Linked DNA regions of Homo sapiens: region 1 is linked to region 2. Evidence: read pairs that join two places in POLR2A ChIA-PET (ENCODE). Cell type or tissue: K562. All regions are shown on one strand. Links, peaks and the distances in the headings refer to the core of each region. The heading gives the core; the rest is flanking DNA.

What was found. Peaks named below come from ENCODE experiments on the same cell type or tissue, not always from the same donor. Only the 100,000 strongest peaks of a DNase experiment are listed, where the experiment ranks them.
Region 1: POLR2A ChIA-PET joins it to region 2 with 6 read pairs; 7 of 35 experiments call an interaction of 5 or more read pairs at or near these places.

The regions. Positions count from the first base shown.
Region 1 is chr3:9,960,163-9,965,499 of GRCh38, reverse strand. EMC3 (ER membrane protein complex subunit 3) reads left to right here. Exons shown (of 8, transcript NM_001394674.1): 8 at 1,303-2,818. The coding sequence ends at 1,431. Among named protein-coding and RNA genes, the nearest start is that of PRRT3, 10 kb to the right of the region's middle. In K562, for the core only: no CTCF peak of the experiment used is centred there; no DNase peak of the experiment used is centred there.
Region 2 is chr3:9,909,515-9,914,888 of GRCh38, reverse strand. IL17RE (interleukin 17 receptor E) reads right to left here. Exons shown (of 16, transcript NM_153480.2): 9 at 3,849-4,024; 10 at 3,715-3,762; 11 at 3,589-3,634; 12 at 3,292-3,446; 13 at 865-933; 14 at 290-341; 15 at 112-210. Among named protein-coding and RNA genes, the nearest start is that of IL17RC, 4.9 kb to the left of the region's middle. In K562, for the core only: no CTCF peak of the experiment used is centred there; a DNase peak (open chromatin) is centred at 2,892.

The sequences.
Region 1 (5,337 bases), core at 1-5,000, 51 kb before region 2:
TGAGCTAACATTTGTATTTCACATTAAATAAGCTTGTTCTATCTATCTATCTATCTATCTATCTATCTATCTATCTATCTATCGAGGGTCTCACTGTGTCACCCAGGCTGGAGTGCAGTGGTACAATCCTTGCTCACTGCAGCCTCGAACTCCTGGACTTAAGCATTCCTCCCACCTCAGCCTCAGTACTGGTACACGAGAAGCCAGTACTACAGGCACACACCACCACACCCAACTAATTTTTTTTTAAATTTGTATAGAGATGGGATCTCGCTGTGTTGCCCAGGCTGGTCTTGAACTCCCATCCTCAAGTGATCCTCCTGCCTTGGCCTCCCAAAGTGCTAGGATTACAGGTGTGAGCTACCACATCTCGCAAGCTTTTTTTTTTTTTTTTTAATTTATTTTTAAAGACGAGGTATTACTATCTCTAGGCTCATCTAAAGATAGGTTGTCCAGGGCAGTCCCAAACTCCTGGGCTCAAGCTATCCTTAGCCTCAGCCTCCAGAGTAGCTGGGACTGTAGATGCATGCCACTGCACCCAACTCATAAAGCATTTTTTAGACACTCACTAATTTAAGGCAAAGTAGTCAGATTAATAGAATATTTGAGAAATGTAATTTCTTGGAAAATTCTGCAAATTTATTTCTGCTCAACATATTACTAGTTTACATCTAAATGATTATATGCCAAAAACAGTTTTTTAGTTCACATCATCAAAGTCTTTATTCCAGTGATTAAAAATTACTGGACTCCCACAAACTGTAATGAAGTGCCATTGTGTGTCTGGACATAAGGTTGGAGGAAGTGTTCTTAGGCCCACTGAAGATACCCTGGGCCATTTATGTCAAAGCATTGTGGACCATGCACCATTTAAACCAGATGGCAAGTCCCTTGATTAAAGAGCTGAGAATCTGCACTAATTTGTCTGTTGTACATCTCTCAAGAGTACTGTGGGGCACAAAGGTGCTTAGTGAGTGTGAGCTGATAGACGGGTTAAGCGCTGGGGACTTTGCAGTCAGACCACAATTTAAATCTCAGCTCCATTAGTTCCTAGTGCCAGTGGCCTTGAACAAATTATTTGACCTCTTAGTCTTAGTCTCCTTATCTATAAATTGAGGGGTGGCAGGAAGAGGGGGAGGAGAGGATTGGGGTAGCAGCATTTCCCTTGTAGGATTGAATGAGCTTATACATGCAGATAGCTCACTCCAGCTTTTGGCCCAGAGTAAGTGGTCACTAAAGGTTAGCCACAGCTGTCAGTAACAATTCCCTCTCTTCCTGCCTGGGTGTTCTCTTCCATTACAGACAGAGTGGGAAGCTTTGGAGCTGACGGATCACCAGTGGGCACTAGATGATGTCGAAGAAGAGCTCATGGCCAAAGACCTCCACTTCGAAGGCATGTTCAAAAAGGAATTACAGACCTCTATTTTTTGAAGACCGAGCAGGGATTAGCTGTGTCAGGAACTTGGAGTTGCACTTAACCTTGTAACTTTGTTTGGAGCTGGCACCTCTTGAAATAAAAAGGAGGATGCACGAGCTGGCAGGCATGCAGCAAGGCTTGTTCTTGTCTGGGCTGGGTTCCCCTTTATGTTTGAAACTAGAGGAAATAGGAGTATGCTGGGCAACTTGTTATTTTTAAAATGTTGTAAATGTTCCTTCTGGTGACTCTAGTAATGAAAGTCAGAGAAAGGGGGAAACCTCAGGCTACTGATAATATATAAAATCTTGGCCAGGCGCAGTGGCTCACGCCTGTAATCCCAGGATTTTGGGAGGCTGAGGCGGGTGGGTCACGAGATCAGGAGTTCAAGATCAGCCTGGCCAAGATGGTGAAACCCCATCTCTACTAAAAATACAAAAAAAAATTAGCCGGGCGTGGTGGTGGGCACCTGTAATCCCAGCTACTTGGGAGGCTGAGGCAGAGAACTGCTTAAACCTAGGAGGCGGAGGATGCAGTGAGCTGACATCGTGCCACTGCGCTCCAGCCTGGGCGACAGAGCAAAACTCCATCTGAAAAAAAAAAAAAAATATATATATATATATATATATATCTATCTTAGCAGAAGCCCAGTCTTCGAAGGAAGCATTGTTAATTATAGCTAATGATTATGTGCAGTCAGCCTGACATCTAGCCACAGTAAACTCCTGTTTTCTTGGGATCCAAACACCCTGTGTTTTACCATTAGTTTTGTTAGTATTGTTAACTTTCTTTACACAAGTAAACCATTTCCACTACCAAAGGTTTAGAAACTATGGATGAACAAAATGAATCTCCCTGTTCATTTTGAGCCTACATAGACATAGAGACCAAATATGTCAAAACCTTATTCAAATAAACTCTCTTCAGAGTGAATACCCAGGGTCAGGACAGACTCAGCAAACCTTCTATATCACTTAATTCTGCCCAGTGAAAATCAGTGACCCTGAGGCACTGCCAGATTCTAAAGTGCCTTTGGGATCATCAGAGACTGTCTATAAATAATGCAAAATCTTGATCTGGATGTCAGTGTATCAAATCTTATCAAATCCATTGACAAATCAGTGGTGCTATACTGGAAATGGCTACTCCTTTGGATGAAGGACCTCATTTCCCAGTTGCTTGGAACAAAAGAGAATTTACATATTGCTGTAAGAAGGGAGAGACGGCAGTTGTTGGTAGACACACAGATAAGGGTGCCCAAGAATAATTCTGTCTGGATTAAAGGTCCCAGGGAAGTGACGGTGCCATTTCTGTACCAAGAGGTGAATATAATTTGCATGTTGAGTGCAGTAATTAAGAACAAACGACTCGACTCCACAAATTAAACCGTCCTGTTTTCTCTTCTTTGCCTGTGAAAGTGTTGCCTCTGTAAGTCACTAACAACCTTCTGCCAGCAGTTGACTGTCTATCTTGGATCAGTGCGGGGAGTCTAAGACGAAAGAGATGTGAACCTTGCCCTCAACTCACAAGAGAGAGACACCTAAGAGCTTTTTAAAATTTTTTATTATTTTTTTAGAGACGATACCTTGCTATGTTGCCCAGACTGGTCTTGAACTTGTGAGCTCAAGCCATCCTCCTGCCTCACCCTCCCAAAGTGCTGGGATTACAGGCATGAGCCACTGTGCCTGGCCAAAAGAGACCTTTTTTTGAGGTCACCGAATCTGAGAATCTGGAATCTCTGACCCTGGCCTCCAGAGTAACATATGTGGACATAGATACAGACATGTCCCTCTAAAACTTATTCATAATGACCCGCAGACCCAAGTTAAGAAACCCTGACCTTTAACGATAGTTAAAATGGCTGCTTATACCAGATAGAAAAGGAACAAGTGTTCACAGGAGAGCTAACCTTTGACCTGGGTCTTGAAAGACTTCCTCTGTGTAGAAGGGCATTCCAAGCAGAGAAAACAGAATCAGCAAAAGCCCATGGATTAAACTGTCTGCAATTCATTGCACCCCAAGGAAGTGGGGAGTGGTCCAGTATGCCCTGGAAAGGTCCAGGTTGGGTAGCATGCAAATGGTAATTGGTGATTGAGTGGTAGCCGCCTCGTTCCTCTGCATCGGGAGCATTTGAGTCTGCCTCTTCACCCACACAAGGTTTGGCCTTTTTCCCTTGTAGCAAAGATGGGTGGTTAAAATGTGTGTGACCAGCCTGGCCAACATGGTGAGACCCCGTCTCTACTAAATATACAAAAATTAGCCAGGCATGGTGGTGTGCACCTGTAATCCCAGTTACTCGGGAGGCTGAGGCAGGAGAACCACTTGAACCTGGGAGGCAGAGGTTGCAGTGAGCCGAGATCGTGCCACTGCACTCCAGCCTGGGCAACAAGAGTGAAACTCCATCTCAAAGAATAAAAAAATGTGTGTGAGACTTTCCTGTCCCATTGTACTGGTAGTAAATGCACAGACCTGTCCTTGGCATCAGCGAGTCAAAAAGAAAAGCCAAGGTTGTTTTAGTAGGCTCTTTCCAGAACAGCGCACAGGCTTAGGGAGCAGTGCTTATTGTGTGTGTTTCTTGGAGTTCAATTTGGGCCAGGCTATAAATGAGAATTGCATCTCTTCCATCCACCTTGACTTATCACCTGATACTACTTAGGACACCGCAAATGTCTACTTGCTGATCATGGAATAGAACAGGGGTGTCCAATCCTTTGGCCTCCCTGGGCCACACTGGAATAAGAATTGTCTTGGGCCACACATAAAATACACTAACACTGACGATAGCTGATAAGCTACAAAACAAACAAAAAACAATGTTTTAAGAAAGTTTATGAATTTGTGTTGGGCCCCATACCAAGCTGTCCTGGGCGGCATGCAGCCTACAGGCCAGACAAGCTTGGTATAGAAAGTACCGTACAAGGAAAGCTAAATATTGACAGTCAACTGCACAACACAACTCAGAAAAATACAATTTAGATTTGAGGTGAGTAGGTAAACCCGTGCTTAGGGACAAAAGTCAGCTCGATTCCTCTGTTTGGTCTGTAAGGTGTGTGATGGGTATGTGTGTATGTGAAAGAGGGTTACTAACTGGATTAGGAATATTGCAGTTGCAGGTGACAAGCTGAACTCAAGCAATTAAAAAGGAATGGAAATTGACTCAATAACTAAAATGTCTGGTGGTTGGCTTCAGGCACAGCTGGGTCCAGGGCCTCTCATGATATCATCAGGACTCAGTTGCTTTCTCAAGTCTGCTTCTTAGACAGTTAGTTTTCTTATAGAGGCACGAGATTAGTAATCCTAGTGAAAAGAAAGCACCCCTTTTTAAAAAATCTAGGAAAAGTTAGGGTTGCATCTTAACTCATCTGCCTTAAGTCAACTGCAAATTCCAGGAACTGCTTAGCTTCTCATAAACTATAAGAACTGAAGGTATAATAAGAGTGATTCCCCAAAGGAAAACTGGGATGCTGTTGCCTGAAGAAGTGGCATGGGTACCAGACAAAAAATATCTTATCTTACCTTTAATCATCCAAACCATCTGGAATGTTCCCAACAGGAGGTGCTGTCCCTGTCCTTGGAAGTAATTGCGGTCTGCAAACATTTGCAGGATTTCTACAGTGTGCTCAGGGCCATGCTAGATATTTTCAGATCTTTCTGTTCATTCAACCAATAGTGAATTGAGTGTTGCCAGGCACTGCATATGAACAAGACACAGTCACAGACCTTAAAAACTCAGACTGCTAGACCAACCTGGCTAACACGGTGAAACCCTCTCTCCACTAAAAAATACAAAAAAATTAGCCGGGCATGGTGGCGGGTGCCTGTAGGCCCAGCTACTTTGGAGGCTGAGGCAGGAGAATGGCGTGAACCCAGGAGGTGGAGCTTGCAGTGAGCCGAGATTGCGCCACTGCACTCCAGCCCGGGCG
Region 2 (5,374 bases), core at 174-5,173:
GGTAACAGAGATTGGGTGCAGTGCTGAGAGCTCAGACAGGGGAGGGTGAGGGGGCAGCTAGTCTCCGAGCTGGGCAGGTCTGACTTCCCAGGTTACCCCAGGTGAGCTTACCTGACTGTGGGCGCCGGCAGGTGAGGGCCAGAACAACACCCAGTAGGGTGAGGAGGGCCAGCAGTGCCAGGATCAAGAGCCCCAGGTGTCTGTAAGAGACTGAGTCAAGCAGGATGAGGCCAAGCCCAGTTCCTCAGTGCCCAGCCTCCCTCTTACCTCCCCCTCCCCAAGAACTCACCATCCGGACACAAGAGGTGCTTCCAGGCAAACTGGACATCTGACCGCCACACCTGAGGGCACAGAGCCCCCCACCCCTATGAGCCAGGCATCTTCTCCTCCCGGGGAGCTGAGTGAAGCATGGAGCTGGGGGAGAGGGGAGTCCCCACTGGCTAGGGAATTCTTCCCAGGTGGGTTTGTGTCTGCTCCAGCTGCTAGCCTGGCACAGAACAGGTCAATGGTGGCAAACTCAAGTGTGACAGGGGCCAAACTCAAAAAGTAAACTCAAAGTTGACCAGGGCTGCTGTGAGGACCTGGAGAGCACAGGCCCTGACTGAAACAATCAGATGGCACTGAGCTCCAGGCCATTGTCACCATGCCAGAATGTGGACACACGGCACTAGGTTTTTCTGATTTTTCAACAGAGGCCAGAAATCCAGCTTTGTTTATATATGTAAATGGTGGTAAGCAATTTCAATTTAAAACACTGTGCTGGCCAAACCAAACATTTTTGCAGAATGGATTTTCCAGGGGTGGGTGCCACTAGGGGAGCAGATGCCAAGGCTCTGTATGTAGAGTGAGGGTAGGTTTCCTTACCAGGACACAGCACCCTGGCCTCAGGAAGGGAATGATGAGGTCTAGTGACACTGGGCTTGAGCCCCGGGCCTGTAGAAACAAAGAGCAGAAAGGCTGTCCCCAGGGAGGTGAATCTGGCCCTGTCTGGCCTTGAGTCTTTGCCCCTGCTGTTCCTCCCCACCACACCCCCAATCCTACGAGGCTTAGGCCAAGTGCCACCTCTGACAAGAAGGCTTCCCCAGTCACTCCGGCTCCCACTGATCTTTCCCAGAGCTCAGCTCCTGCTGCAGTCAGGTATTTGTCAACAGACAGACTCTGAGTGTGTCCTCTGTGCCAAGCCCTGAGGAAAGAAGGCGGGTGCGGACATTGTCTGTGTCCTCTAGCAGCTCACAAACCAGGAAGGCTGTCTCACTTTACTCTCCTGCACAGCTGAAGAGGTATCAAAACATATCATTGAAAAGAATGTAAGTTTTAAGGTCAGGAGACCTGGGTCCAGGCTTAACTGTTGCCTTTGTAGTCCCTAGCTTTGTGGTCCTTGCATGGAGGTAGGTTACCTCTCTTTCCTAAGGCTCACTTCCCTCATTTTTATTTTAATTTTTTTATGTTTGTTTATTTATTTATTTATTTATTTATTTATTTTTTGAGACAGAGTCTTGCTCCGTCGTGCAGGCTGGAGTGCACTGGTGCAATCTTGGCTCACTGCAACCTCCACCTCCTGGGTTCAAGCTATTCTCCTGCCCCAGCCTCCCAAGTAGCTAGGATTACAGGTGCACGCCACCATGCCCAGCTAATTTTTGTATTTTTAGTAGAGACGGGTTTTGCCATGTTGGTGAGGCTGGTCTCAAACTCCTGACCTCAGGTGATCTGCCCTCCTCAGCCTCCCAAAATGCTGGAATTACAGGCGTGAGCCACTGCGCCTGGCCTACTTTCTTCATTTTTATATGGGGGATAATAATCTTTATTTTACTGGGTTATTGAGAGCATCAAATGGGTATATGCACATGAATGTCTTTTTAAATAAACTACAATGTATATTCATTTATTGGTAACAGCTATTATTAGTCTATGAACTCCTTAACTGTGTTATATACTTTTCTTGTATCTCCCAGAGCCTGCTACAGGGTGGGCACAAAGCATACTAAATTGGACAGAATTTTAATTAAAAACATTTTTTTTAGAGTCAGAGTCTTATGCTGTCACCCAGGCTGGAGTGCTGTGGCATGATCATAGCTCATTGCAGCCTTGGACTCCTGAGCTCACACGGTTCTCCCACCTCAGCTGGGACTACAAGTGTGAGACACTGCATGTGGCCATCTTAAGCGTGACTTGGTCTTTCATACTGTGTTGCTATCACCTGTCTGCTTGGGAGCCCTCATACAATGCAAAACAAACATATAAGCTGCAAGTGAGCATTTAAGAAATAACTGTTTGAAAGAGCTAGTCATGCTTAGTCAGCGTGGTGCTGTGGTATTGAGGGTGTACTTGACTGTGGTTTTTATATCAGATACATGGAAGATAGTCTGATAAAGTGCTCCTAGTTACGTAACAGGTGAAATTTGTCAATAGTTTACAGGATTGTGCAGAGCCTGTCAGCTGCATGGGCTCTGCCTCCTAGGATAGATAACTTCTGCACAGGTGCCTCGTGGAGGCAGGAGAGTAGTGGTAGCGGACAGCTGGGTTCAAGGGAAGGCATCAGTATTAAATGTTGTTCTGTTAGGCTAGAGCAGTGGTCCCCGACCTTTTTGGCACCAGGGACTGGTTTCATGGAAGAAAATTTTTACACAGAGGTTGAAGGGGTTGGGGTTTGGGGGAATGGTTTCAGGATGAAACCACCTTAGATCATCAGGCATTAGATTCTCATAAGTAGCTCACAACCAAGATCCCTCGCATGCACCGTTCACAATAGGGTTTGCGCTCCTATAAGAATCTAATGCAGCCACTGGACTGACAGGAGGCAGAGCTCAGGCAGTAATGCTTGCTCACCCTCCACTTACCTCCTGCTGTGTGGCCTCGTTTCTCACAAACCACAGACAGTTACTGGTCTGCGGCTCACGGATTGGGACCCCTGGGCTACAGGACACCTGAATGTGGGAGGGCCAGTCCCTTGCCTCTGTTATTCCTGTAAATTCAGAAACTGAAAGGATTAGAAAATACTCCCTTAGCTTGCAGTGAGCCGAGATCGCGCCACTGCACTCCAGCCTGGGTGACAGAGCGAGACTCTGTCTCAAAAAAAAAAAAGAAAAAAAGAAAAAAAAGAAAATGCTCCCTTGAGGAACCTACTGTCAGCAAGTTAGCTGAACAGAGGCTGATCACGTAAATAAAGTAAACCAGATGGTAAAAGTCAGGGATTTGTTTGTTTCTGCCTTCCCAGGGTCTATCTCAATGAGGTCACAAGGAAATTGAGGGCTGTGCTCTGAGCAATAGGACCTAGTGGGGGCGAGGCCATACCTGGCTGACAGTGTACACGGGGGGCACCAAAGTGTCCTGCCCCAAGCCTGGGAGGCTCCAGGCAGCACTGAAGGTGGCATGCATTCTTGAGGAGAAGTGAAGAATCAGCTGCTGGGCTTGGGTATCCATGCTTACATTCCAGGATGTGAGAGACCCTGTTTGGGGCGGGGTGGGGGTGTTGATAGGAGTTGGGCTTTGGGTGATGAATTCAGGGCTGGGCTGGGGTTTAGCTTGGTTACAGTTGGGTGAGGATGAAATGGGGCAGGGGGTCCCAGCAGAGGTCACTTATTGACTCACCAGTCTGGTGGGGGCATTCAACATGGCTGCTGTTTCCAAAAGAGAACTGAGAAATACAGGAATGGCAGATTAGCAAGCTCCAGGCAATACCCACTACACCACATCTTTTCTTACCCATGGTTGTACCTTGAAGCAGAGCTGGGGGTGCAGGTCCACCTTCTCCAAAACATACCACTGTGGGAGGAGAGGAGAGTTCATCAGGGAGAAAATTCCTGGGCCCCAGCCCTGCCCACCCTGGTCCTGGGGGAACCTGTCCTCACCCCATCTGACTCTCGAGCTGTGGCATTCGGGAGGTCTTTGCAAAGGGTATGCCAGTCGTGCCTCTGGCAGAGGGCAGCTTCCAGCTTCAGTGGGCAGCGGAGTGTCAGGGCCATGACCATCTGAGTGTGCTGGCTGTAGTCAGTGAAGTGCACTGACTTCCAGAAGTCCGAGCCATCTGGGCAGGTGGCAGGGTCAGTGGGTGAGGGTCAGCCCTGCTTCAGCCCCACCTTGCCACCCACATCCTGGGGGCAGCTGGAGATAATGTTTGTAAAAGTAACCAGCACTATTCCTGGCCAGAACAGGTACTAAATCAATGAGCATCCCTTTCATTATCTTTCTTTTCCTTTTCTTTTTTGAGATAGAATCTCACTCTGTCGCCCAGTCTGGAGTGCAGTGGTGCAATCTCAGCTCACTGCAACCTCTGTGTCCTGGGTTCAAGCGATTCTCATGCCTCAGTAGCTGGGATTACAGGTGTGTGCCACCAAGCCCAGCTAATTTTTGTATTTTTAGTAGAGATGGGTTTTCACCATATTGGCCAGGCTGGTCTCCTGACCTCGTGGACTCCTGACCTTGTGACCCACCCACCTTGGCCTCCCAAAGTGCTGGGATTACAAGTGTGAGCCACCATGCCCAGCCCCCTTTCATTACCTTTCTGTTTTTTGTTTTTTTTTTTGAGACGGAGTTGCACTCTGTCACCCAGGCTGGAGTGCAGTGGTGTGATTTCGGCTCACTGCAACCTCTGCCTCCCGAGCTCAAGTGATTCTCCTGTCTTGATCCCCTGAGTAGCTGGGACTACAGGCGCGCATCACCATGCCCGGCTAACTTTTTGTATTTTTAGTACAGACAGGGTTTCACCATGTTGGCCAGGCTGGTTTCAAACTCCTGACCTCAGGTGATCTGCCTACTTCAGCCTCCCAAAGTGCTGGAATTACAGGCGTGAGCCATTGCGCCCAACCTCATTATCTTTCTATCCAGGGGTCTCTCTCCTCTCCTTCCCAGGCCTCCATTCTGGCCAGGTCCTTGCTTCTCCCCAAACTCGAAATCTGCTTAGGGTCCTCTCAGAACCAGGAATGTCTTTCCCTCCTATCTCTCCTTTCTAAGTCTTGCCCTTTTTCTGACCCCAGCTCAGGTGCCACTTCCTCTAAGAGGCCTTCTCTGCTTATAATGGCCCTTCTTGGGCTTCTCCCTTTCCCAATTTCTTGCCCTACAGCCTAGTCCTTAACCATAACCCTGCCCTGTAAGTTCTGTAGGCTGCTTTATGTGAGTCACTTTTGTCTGAGTGTCCTGCCTCTCCTTGAGAACAACAACATGCATACAGCACTTCAGACATCACCAGCCACTTTCATATGTAATATTTAACTCAGGCTTCACAAACACTTTGAAGGCAGAGCAGGTATTGAGATTTTACAGATGAGGAAAGTGAGGCTCAGAGAAGAACAATTGACAGAGCTGTGATGGGAACTGGGTCTTCTGGCCCATCCTCTTAGGACACCATCTCCTAGGCCTCATATTTCTAAACTTCTCA